Regions from separate parts of the Homo sapiens genome. Here region 2 is linked to region 1. A link is an interaction called in ENCODE POLR2A ChIA-PET data of the cell type or tissue named here. Cell type or tissue: OCI-LY7. All regions are shown on one strand. Links, peaks and the distances in the headings refer to the core of each region. The heading gives the core; the rest is flanking DNA. Region 1 overlaps RAB30 (RAB30, member RAS oncogene family). Region 2 overlaps ANKRD42 (ankyrin repeat domain 42).

The links. Peaks named below come from ENCODE experiments on the same cell type or tissue, not always from the same donor. Only the 100,000 strongest peaks of a DNase experiment are listed, where the experiment ranks them.
Region 2: POLR2A ChIA-PET joins it to region 1 with 6 read pairs; 2 of 35 experiments call an interaction of 5 or more read pairs at or near these places.

What each region holds. Positions count from the first base shown.
Region 1 is chr11:83,051,832-83,057,214 of GRCh38, reverse strand. All of the region lies in intron 1 of RAB30 (RAB30, member RAS oncogene family), which reads left to right. Among named protein-coding and RNA genes, the nearest start is that of SNORA70E, 13 kb to the right of the region's middle. RefSeq lists an enhancer at 2,179-2,338. In OCI-LY7, for the core only: no CTCF peak of the experiment used is centred there; DNase peaks (open chromatin) are centred at 2,054 and 3,024; H3K4me3 peaks cover 1,602 bases; H3K27ac peaks cover 1,124 bases.
Region 2 is chr11:83,211,695-83,217,077 of GRCh38, reverse strand. All of the region lies in intron 5 of ANKRD42 (ankyrin repeat domain 42), which reads right to left. It also overlaps the pseudogene RPL32P24. Among named protein-coding and RNA genes, the nearest start is that of ANKRD42, 21 kb to the right of the region's middle. In OCI-LY7, for the core only: no CTCF peak of the experiment used is centred there; no DNase peak of the experiment used is centred there.

The DNA of each region.
Region 1 (5,383 bases), core at 302-5,301:
AAAAAAAAAAAAACCCTCAAGTGATCCGGATTTTAAAACATTTCTGAGATATCAGACAGACTATTTTGTTGAGTAAGAAGATCCTTAGTGTAACATTTAAGCCTGTCCCTTTGAAGTGACAAAATTTCTACCTTCTGAGGAGCTATAGCTGTATAACTCAAGATTCCAAATTCAATGATACAAATCTGTACTTACTGTTACTGCTGTGGAACTGTCCTTTTTTGACTATTACCTGCCACAGATTGTTTGGTCTTAGAATTCTGCATGCTTTTTGCTTTTAAAATTATGGTCAGGAAGCAAAATGGCATGTTTGCAAGTATAGTAAGTTATTTTCATTCTGTAACTTTATAATAATAATATTGGCAAACTTTTTTTTAGTTGATGACCTGCCAAGCACTGTGTTAACATGTTATATCATTTAATTTTGGCAAAAATCACATGAGAAAACTGAATCTCTGAAAACTTAAGTAGCATGCCTAAGATCGTATGACTAGCTAAGAGGCAGATCCAGGACCAGAAATCAAGACTGTCTTACTGCAGAGTCTGTGCTGTGTGATTTTTCTGCTGGACAATTTGCAATTTTATGTGGAAGATGATTCATTTTTTCACCTTATAATCTTGAAAGCTGAGTCCTTTTTTACTTGATAAGTATTTATTGAGAGCCCATCACATGTCAGGCACCTTGAGAACTATAGAGGTGGTTGAAACACATCTTTATGATTAAGGCGTTCACCTAGCAGCATTATTCACCATAGCCAAAAGATGGAAGCAACCCAAGTGCCCATTGATGGTTGAATGGATAAACAAAATGTGGTATTTACATACAGTGGAATATTACTCAGCTTTAAAAAGGAAGGAAGTTGTGACACATGCCACCACGTGGATGACCTTGAAGACCTTATGCTAAGTGAAATAAAAGCCAGTCACAAAAAAACACATTTTGTATGATTTCAATTATATGAGATATTTAGAGTAGTCAGATACAAAGAAATATAAAGTAAAATGGTGGTTACCAGGAGCTGGGGGCAGGAGAGAAGTGGGAAGCTGTTTAGTGGGTGTAGAGTTTCAGTTTTAGAAGATGAAAAAGTTCTATAGATTGGCTGCACATCAATGTGAATATACTTCATGTTATTGAACTGTATACTTAGAAATTGTTAAGATGGTAAATTTTATGTTATGTATATCTAAAAAACCAAACAGATACACCTTATGTCTTAGTCCATTTGTGCTACTATAGCAAAATATCTGAGACTGAGTAATTTGTGAACAACAGAAATTTATTTCTTACAGTTCTGGAGGCTGGAAAAGTCCAAGATCCAGGCGCCAGCAGGCTTGGTGTCTGCTGAAGGATACTCTCTGCTTTTCTACTCTTGTGCCCTTTGGATGGTGCCTTGTTCCTGCATCCTCCAAAGGATGTGTGGTCACATGGTAGAAGGCACAGAAGGACAACTCACCCCTTCAAGCCCTTTTTGTAAGGTGCTAATCCCTTCATAAGCATGGAGCGCTCATGGCCTAATTACCTCCTAAAGTTCCCACCTCTAAATACAGATGCATTGGGGATTAAATTTCAACATGAATTTTGAAAAGGACACAAACCATTCAAATCATAGCACTCCTTTACTACTTGGTAGAAAGTGATCAGTGAGACAGGAAGGACTGAGAAGTAATAAGTGTTAGAAATGGCTTCCAAGACAGGGTAGATCTGGCTGCGCAGCAGAAGATGGATAAAATTTGTGTGTCAATGAGGAAGGTGAGAAGGGCAACTCAGGGGAAGGGAACAGTGAGCAAAGTTATAGACATGCTTTAAAGTCCAGTCCTTGCAAGGAACAGATCTCCAAGTTCATGGTTCTATAATTGTGGGTGTCCCAGCCATCTTTGCTGTGGTCAGAGACCTGAAAGCAAAGTCTAAACCAGGTTCATGAAGTTGTGGTGTGCTGGACAGGTACTCATTCATGATTCATTCAGTAAACATTTACATAGTGCCAGGTGCTATGCTAGGCACTTTATGTATGGTGGCAGATTTAATAACCCTAACAACTTTGGAGCTATTAATAGCTCCAATTAACAGATGCAGATGCAGATGCAGAAATTGTGACTCAGAGAGAGGAAGTAACCTGTCCAAAATCACATGACGGGTAGGTGGCAGGAGCAAGACTTTTCCTATAGAGCCCATGCTGTGTCCACTAAGCCACACGCTTCTTCTTGCAGGTGAGTGCCAGGTGATGTCTGCTTTTGAACTACAGTCAAAATGGCACCTGGCCGCCACCACTTGCCATCTTCTTGCTGCTTCTGAGGATACCTTACATTTCTGAGGCTCAGCTTTCTTTTCGTTTTTCTTTTTTGTTTTTGAGACAAGGTCTTGTTCTGTTGCCCAGGCTGGAGTGCAGTGGCATGATCACGACTCACTGCAGCCTTAACCTCCCATGCTCAATCAGTCTGCCCACCTCAGCCTCCTGAGTAGCTGGGGCTACAGGTGCACACCCCCACATCTGGCTGATTTTTGTATTTTTTTTTTTCGTAGACACAGGGTCTCATTCTATTGCCCAGGCTGGTCTCAAACTCTTGGGCTCAAGTGATCCTTCCTCCTTGGCCTCTCCAGTAACTAGGACTACAGAGGTGTGCCACCATGCGTGGCCTCAACTTTCTTTTTTGTTGTTGTTGTTAATGTTGTTTTTCCTAGCCACCTAGATGACCAGGGACAGGCTCAGCTTTCTTGTCTGTGAAATGAAGGCCTGTATTAGACCAGGTTATTTCTAAAGTTTCTCCCAGATCTAAAAACCTAATTTATTCATTCATCAAACACAAGTTTTATATCTATTATATGCCAGATACTGTGCTCATGGGTAGTAGCAATCAAGATTTGACAGCACACTGTTTTTGACTATAAGGAGATTGTAGGCTAAAGAAAGAGACGTAAAAGAGATGATTATCATACAGTATGGTCATAATGCTGGCAGTGTACATAGAGATAACTACTGGAGCATAGAGGAGGGGCACCTGACCCTGTCTAGGATGAGAGGATGTTAAGAGGAAATGACTCCAGGAAGATAATGAAGAAGACCACAAGAACCTCATCCTTCCTGTTGTCCCTATGGTCATAAGCATGTTATTTATTTATTTATTTACAGAGTCTCCCTCTGTCTGTCACCCAGGCTGGAGTGTAGTGGAATAGTCTCAGCTCACTGCAACCTCTGCCTCCCAGGTTCAAGCGTTTCTCCTGCCTCAGCCTCCTGAGTAGCTGGGATTACAGGCATATGCTATCACTCCTGGTTACTTTTTGTATTTTTAGTAGAGACGGGGTTTCGTCATGTTGGCCATGCTGATCTCAGGCTCCTGACCTCAAGTGATCCACTCACCTTGGCCTCCCAAAGTGCTGGGATTACAGGCATGAACCATAACACTTGGCCACTTATTTATTAAAGTCATTAAAACTTTGGCAAACTTTTTATTTTAAGTCTTATGGAAAATTTAGTCATATATGACAGTTAAGTTCCCAGCAATTTGTCAAATATCTATAAGGTTTAGAATCTCTTCCAGATTAGAGAAAGATTATAAGGTTAAAAAGGGACCTGTGGGTTAGATTTTTTTTTTTTTGAAGGCATTTAGGAAGCATAGAGCAGATTAGTAAGAGACTCAAGGGTCCAGAGTTATTGGAGATGCTCACAACTAAAGTCACAGATGGTTATGCTTCAAAAAAGCAAGTGAAATTGCCAAGACACTGGGTAATATATGTGATTTTCTCAAAATTACTAAGTACCGCTGAGTTACTAAGGATTAGAATTACTAAATATACAATTTCAATACTAAGAAATTGAAGTGGAGGTTGAGGGGCAAAAGTTAGGCACTAACCATTAATTGAGCAGCTGTGCTCTGCCCTTTGCATTTATAATTTTATTTGATCCTCCCCACAATCCTGTAATGTAGGTGTTCTTATCCTGGCTTTATAAGTACAAAAACTGAGGCTCAAAGAGGTTGTGACTTGCTTAAGGTCACAGCTGGAAGGAGACTAAACAGTGGTTTAAGGCTCCTTCCTCTACTTCATGCTCCTTCAAAACACTAGAGTTTCTATTTCTGGAGGAACCACCCAGGGTGCAGGGCATAGACGCCTCCCTTCCATCTATGGAGCCCAGGGGATTCATGATAGTTAGGGGAGGCCAGCTCTTCAACTTTTCTAACACACTGAAGGACAGCTCCAGTTCCCTGTGTCTTCTCTCTGAGGTGGTAGATCACCAAGTCACAGGGAAAGTTTTTTTACTAAAACATTAATATATTAATATTGCCTTGCACCTCACTGTCTCTTTTCCCAGTCAATGTATGAGTGTTTGATCTTGGCAATTTGTCTTTTAGAAGTGGCTCATAAAAATCATCTGAGAGAATGCTGATTGAGGTCAGCTAGGTTTGTAGTGGATCCCTTCTCCCTCCCCAACAAAGGAAAACTTCAGCTCATTTGCTCCAGATTCTATCTTTGCAGTTCTGAGAGACCTTGTCAACTGGTTCTTAGAGGCCTTGAACTATAAGATTAAGACAGGATCACATGGAAGGCTCAGCACTTCTAATCTGCTGCCTCAGGCTCCTTCTTCTCTCGTGTTCCCCTGTGGGCACAGTGTCTTGTCAGGGAATGTTTTCCCAGCTGGCTTTGGAGGCAGGCCAGACATCTCTCTCAGGCCCTTTAGCCCTTGCTGTTAAGTTCCCACACATGGCTGCATGCAACATGGAAAACTAGCTTCCAACATGGGTTGATGAATTATGGCAGTGGGGAAAAGTCTCCTCTAGCCAGGCCATTTCTCTTCCCTGGTATTCCATAGTTTGGGCTATAGCGAAATGGATAGAGGATCCGAGGTCAGGAGATCAGAGCTTAAGTCTTGGCTCAAGTCACAAATCCTGGGGCTGTGAGCACTTGATCTGTTTGAGCCTGTTTTTATTGCTGAAAAGGAAGGACTGATGACAATCCCAGCTTCATGCTGCTGTTCTGAGTCACGTAACTCAATATATAGTATAAATGGGCTTTATAACAAGCCTGTAGCGTGTTTTACAGATGCCAGAGCTTGTTCTTAAAGACCAAATTTGGCTCAAAGAGAAATGTTTCTGGAAATTGAGCAGGAGGCCTGCTCTGTCATCACTGGTCTCCAGTTCCTGGCAAACCTGATTATTGCTCAAGGAGGCATTTGTGGCATCATTCTCCTGTTTATTTTTGTAATCTCATTTATAGTATTGTAAATGCTACCAGAAGCTTTGGTGATTGTTGAATATTTATCTTTGAAAACTCTAGCCAGGGTTGTACACTCATACCCAGAACTATTTACCCCAGAGTAATTATTTGAATTCTTAGAGCTATGTGTGATTCATTTTCCAATAGATTCTGGGACAGCAGAGCTGGCTATGT
Region 2 (5,383 bases), core at 85-5,084, 160 kb before region 1:
ATGGTATTACAAATGGAACCTCAAATGAGCTCAACTCACAGCTTCTACCGAGGACCCCCAGATTGACCTGTTGGTCTCCGACTGGCCTAAAAAGATCCCCTCTGGAGGACACCACAACTGCAGGGCCCCTTCTTCGCCCCTAACCAGCAGGAAGTAGCCAGAATGACTGCCGCCCAGTTCCCAACAGCAGTTGGGGTGTCCTGTTTTAGAGGGGGGACTCAGAGGAGGGGCCAGCTGGGCTTCCTGGGTCAAGTAGTGGCTCAGAAAGCTGTGAAACTCACTCATTTCCTGCATCAGAACTTACTTCGGTCCTGGATGGATAATATTGAAGATATATGCTTAAAATATGCCTTACACCAAAACATAAATAAAGAAGACAGAAAGCCTTTCCCAGACAAACAAAAGCCGAGACAATTTACGATCACCAGAACCATCTTATAAGAAATGGTAAAGGGGCCGGGCGCGGTGGCTCACGCCTGTAATCCCAGCACTTTGGGAGGCCGAGGCGGGCGGACCACGAGGTCAGGAGATCGAGACCATCCTGGCTAACACGGTGAAACCCCGTCTCTACTAAAAATACAAAAAATTAGCCGGGCGAGGTGGCGGGCGCCTGTAGTCCCAGCTACTCGGGAGGCTGAGGCAGGAGAATGGCGTGAACCCCAGGGGGTGGAGCCTGCAGTGAGCCGAGATTGCGCCACTGCACTCCAGCCTGGGCGACAGCGAGACTCCGTCTCAAAAAAAAAAAAAGAAATGGTAAAGGGACTTCTTCAATCAGGAAGAAGAAACACTAATGTGCAAATGGAAAACATTTGAAGGTATAAAAATCACTGGTGAAATTAAAAACATGGACAACCCTAGAATACTCCAATAATGTAACTGTGGTGTGTGATAACTCCAGTATGAGACTAAAAGACAAATCTAACAACAATAATAATAGCTATAGCAACCTGTTAAGAGATAGGAAATACAAAAATATGTAAATAGGTGAGGCACAGTGGCTTACGCCTGTAATCCCAGCACTTTGGGTGGCCGAGGTGGGTGGATCACTTGAGGTCAGGAGTTTGAGACCAGCCTGGCCAACATGGTGAAACCCCATCTCTATGAAAAATACAAAAATTAGCTGGGCATGGGGGTGGGCATCTGTAATCCAGCTACTTGAGAGGCTAAGGCAGGAGAATCTCTTGAACCCAGGAGGAGAATGTTGCAGTGAGCCAAGATCACACCACTGCACTCCAGCCTGGGTAGCAGAGCAAGACTCCATCTGAAAAAAACAAACAAACAACCCCAAAAATATGTAAATAGAAGCAACAAAAAGGCCAAATGTGGGAGAAACAGTTAACATGTAGGGCATTTTGCTTTTTCCTTGTTTCTATTCCTTTCTTTGTGACCTAAGGTAAGTCGTCATCTCTTTAAAATAATCTGTTATATCTATAAAATGTAAGACTCATGGTAACTACAATGCAAAAACCTATATTTACTAAAAAATAAAAAGCAAAAAATTAAAACATACTACCAGAGAAAAATCACTTAACCACAAAGAAAGACAAGAAGAAAGGAACGTAGGAGTTACAAAACAACCAGAAAACAAGCAACAAAATGGCAGCTGTAAGTCTTCACCTACCAATAACAACACTGAATGTAGATGGACTTAACTCTCCAATTAAAAGGCACAGAGTATAAAGAAACATGACCCAACTATAGGCTGCCTACAAAACACCCACTTCATCTATAGAAACACACGTAGACTAAAAGATACTCCATGCAACTAGAAGCAAAAAAAAAGAAAAAGAGTAGCTATATTTATATTAAATAAACTATAAGTTAATTCCACTACTGGGTATATATCCACAAGAAAAAAAAACAATGTATCAAAGAGATAACTGCACTCTCATGTTTATTAACACACTATTCACAATAGCCAAAATATGGAATCAACCTAAGTGCACATCAGTGATGAATGGATAAAGAAAATGTAATGTATATTCACAACGAAATATAATTCACACAAAAATGAATGAAATACTGTCAGTGCCACAAGATGGATGGAATTGGAGGTCATTATGTTAAGTAAAATAAGTCAAGCACAGAAAGACAAATATTATATGTTTTCATTCATATGTGGGAGCTAAAATACGCTGGTCTCATGAAGATAGAGAGTAGATTGATTGGCGATTACCAAAGGCCAGAAGGGTAGCACGGAGAGAGCAAGAACAGAAGTTGATTAATGGGTATAAATATACAATTGAGTAGAAGAAATAAGATCTAGTGTTTGACAGATCAGTAGGGTGATTATAGTTAACCATAATCTATTGTGTATTTAAAAATAACTAGAAAAAAATAATTCAAATGTTCCTAGTATAAAAGAAATATTTAAGGGATGGCTACCCCAATTACCTTGATTTGATCTTTATACATTATCAAATTTGATACAAATGAATGTATCAAATTATCACATGTACACCAAAAATATGTACATTTATCAATAAAAAATAATTTTATGAGAGCGATTTGAACACAAGCAGTCTAGACCTAAGGCCACATTCTTTCTTAACATCTATATTATTATAAATACTCTACCTGGTTATAAATAAAATAATCATACATGTTTAAAGAAACAATTGGATTTTTTAATGACCAGACAAGACCAACAAAAATGATCAAGTATATTTGATAAAGGACAATACAAAAATAAAACTGACCCCTACCTTGTATTACACACGGAAAAGTCAGTTCTAGGAGGATTGGGAATATAAATATGAAAGATAAATAAAATTTCTAACAGATAACATAAAGGAATGTCTTCATGATCACAAAATAGGGAAAGTACAGAAAGGACTAACTACAAAGGAAGAGATTATTAAAATGGACTACGTTAAAATTAAAACCTCTGGCCAAGCGCGGTGGCTCACACCTGTAATCCCAGCACTTTGGGAGGCCGAGGTGGGTGGATCACAAGGTCAGGAGTTCAAGACCAGCGTGGCCAACATGCTAAAATTCTGTTTCTACTAAAAATACAAAAATTAGCCAAGCGTGGTGGTGCACACCTGTAATCCCAGCTACTCGGGAGGCTGAGGCAGAAGAATCGCTTGAATCCGGGAGGCAGAGGTTGCAGCAAGCCGAGACTGCACCACTGCACTCCAGCCTGTGCGACAGAGCAAGACTCTATTTCAAAAAAAAAAAATAATTAAAACCTCATTTATCAAAAAATACCAAAGAATGAAAGAGCAAGCCATGAAGTAGAAAGATTAGAAAGATATTTGCATGAAAAGATATTGGTAATAAACGTAACTGACAAAGGGCTTGTATCTAGAATATATAAAGAACTCCTATGATTCAATAAGAAAAAGACACACTCTAACAGCCAATAGGCAAAAGATTTGAACTAGTACATCACACACACAAAAAAACCAAATAGCCTTTAAACGTACGAAATGATGTTCAACATCTTTAGTCATCAGGAAAAATGTAAATTTGAAACTGCAATGAGATACATCCATCAGAAAGACTAAAACTAAAAAAAAAAACTAATAATACCATATGTGAAAATGGAAATTGAAAGCAGTCTGAAAAAGCGAAGGAAGCCTAACACAAAATAATTTTTTGTTGTTGTTTTTTGGTTTTTCTTTGCAGTTTTTACAGTTTTATTTAAACACAAAACATGCACATGAGCTGTCTATTCATTTTCTTCACTGCGCAGCCTGGCGTTGGGGTTGGTGTGACTCCGATGGACAGCTGGGCAGCTCTTTCCACGATGGCTTTGCAGTTCTTGGAGGAAACATCTCAGCACAGTAAGATCTGTTGCACATCAGCAGCACTTCCAGCTCCTTGATGTTGTGGACCAGGAACTTCCAGAAGTCAGTAGGCAGCATGTGCTTTGTTTTTTTTGTCGCTCCCACAACCAATGTTGGGCATCAAGATTGGTCCTTGAACCTTCTACGAACCCTGTTGTCAATACCTCTGGGTTTCTGCCAGTTACACTTAATTTTGACATATCAGTCAGTCTGGTGCCGGAAGAACTTCTTAGTTCTCTTTTTGATGATCCTGGGCTTCACAAGGGGTCTGAGGGTGGCCATGATGCTGAGGAGGAGATGGCTGCCACCTCCGTAGGCAGCGCCGAGAGAGGGGCTTTTTGTTTTTTGAGACTTCAATTTAAATTTTACTTTAAAAAAAAAAACTTACAAAATACAAAGTAAAAAGAATGAGAACAAAATAAATTTTCAGATACACAAAAATTGAAAGAGTTCATACCAAAAGACTTCACTAAATGAACACTGAAAGACGACCTTCAGAAAAAAACAAAATGATCCTGGACAGTAGTGTAAAGATATAGAAAGATGAGGCCATGCAGGTAGGTAGGTGCCAAATTATGTAAGTCCAGCATGCCAAGCCAAGGAATCAGAGGCTCCACAGGGATCTAAGGAGGTTCTAAATAGCAAAGTGATTTGATCAGGCCTGTTCATATTATTCTGCCCTTCCCCTTTGTGTGTTTGTTTCTTTAAGGTATCATTTAAGTATCATTTTCACTCCAATCTCACTGTGATCTATCCTTTAGAATTTGTAGACCACTTTTTAAAGAAGGTGGAGTCTAAGTCTCCACTGGCCACTTTACTGTAGGTTAGACAACTGAAGTAGCAAATTAACCCAAATTAACTAGTATCCTCCATTTATGCAGTAGTGTTTAAAAAATAAAAAAGTTGGGCCAGGCATGGTGGCTCCTGCCTGCAATCCCAGCACTTTGGGAAGCCAAGGCAGGCAGATCTCTTAGGCCAGGAGTTCGAGACCAGCCTAGCCAACATGGTGAAACTCCATCTCTACTAAAAATACAAAAAGTAGCCAGGCGTGGTGGCAGGTGCCTGAAACCCAGCTACGAAGGACGCTGAGGCATAAGAATCGCTTGAACTGGAAGGCAGAGGTTGCAGTGAGCTGAGAGCACACCACTGCACTCCAGCCTGGGCAACAGAGCAAGACCCTATCTCAAAAAAAAAATAAAAAATTTAAAAATAAATAAGTTGTCTATGGGGCAGAGAGAGGTGAAGTTAAAAAATAAAAACACTAGATAGCAGATGAAGGAAAGAGCTGGCAGGAAGAGCAAATCTATGTTTAATTTTGCCAATTTCTCTTTTGCTGATATGGTTCCAGAAAAAAATCAATCAAATGAAAGGTACATAAGATGGGTGTGATGTAAGATAAAAAATATTCATGTCAACATATATACTACTTCGTTTTGTGAGGGACTAACAAAACAATTGGTTTCAATGTCTTTATTTTTTAAGAGACGGGGTCTCACTTTGTTGCCCAGGCTCACTGGAGTGCAGTGGTGCAATCACAGCTCACTGTAGCCTCAAATCCCTGGGCTCCCAAATCCTCAGCATCCCAAAAAGTT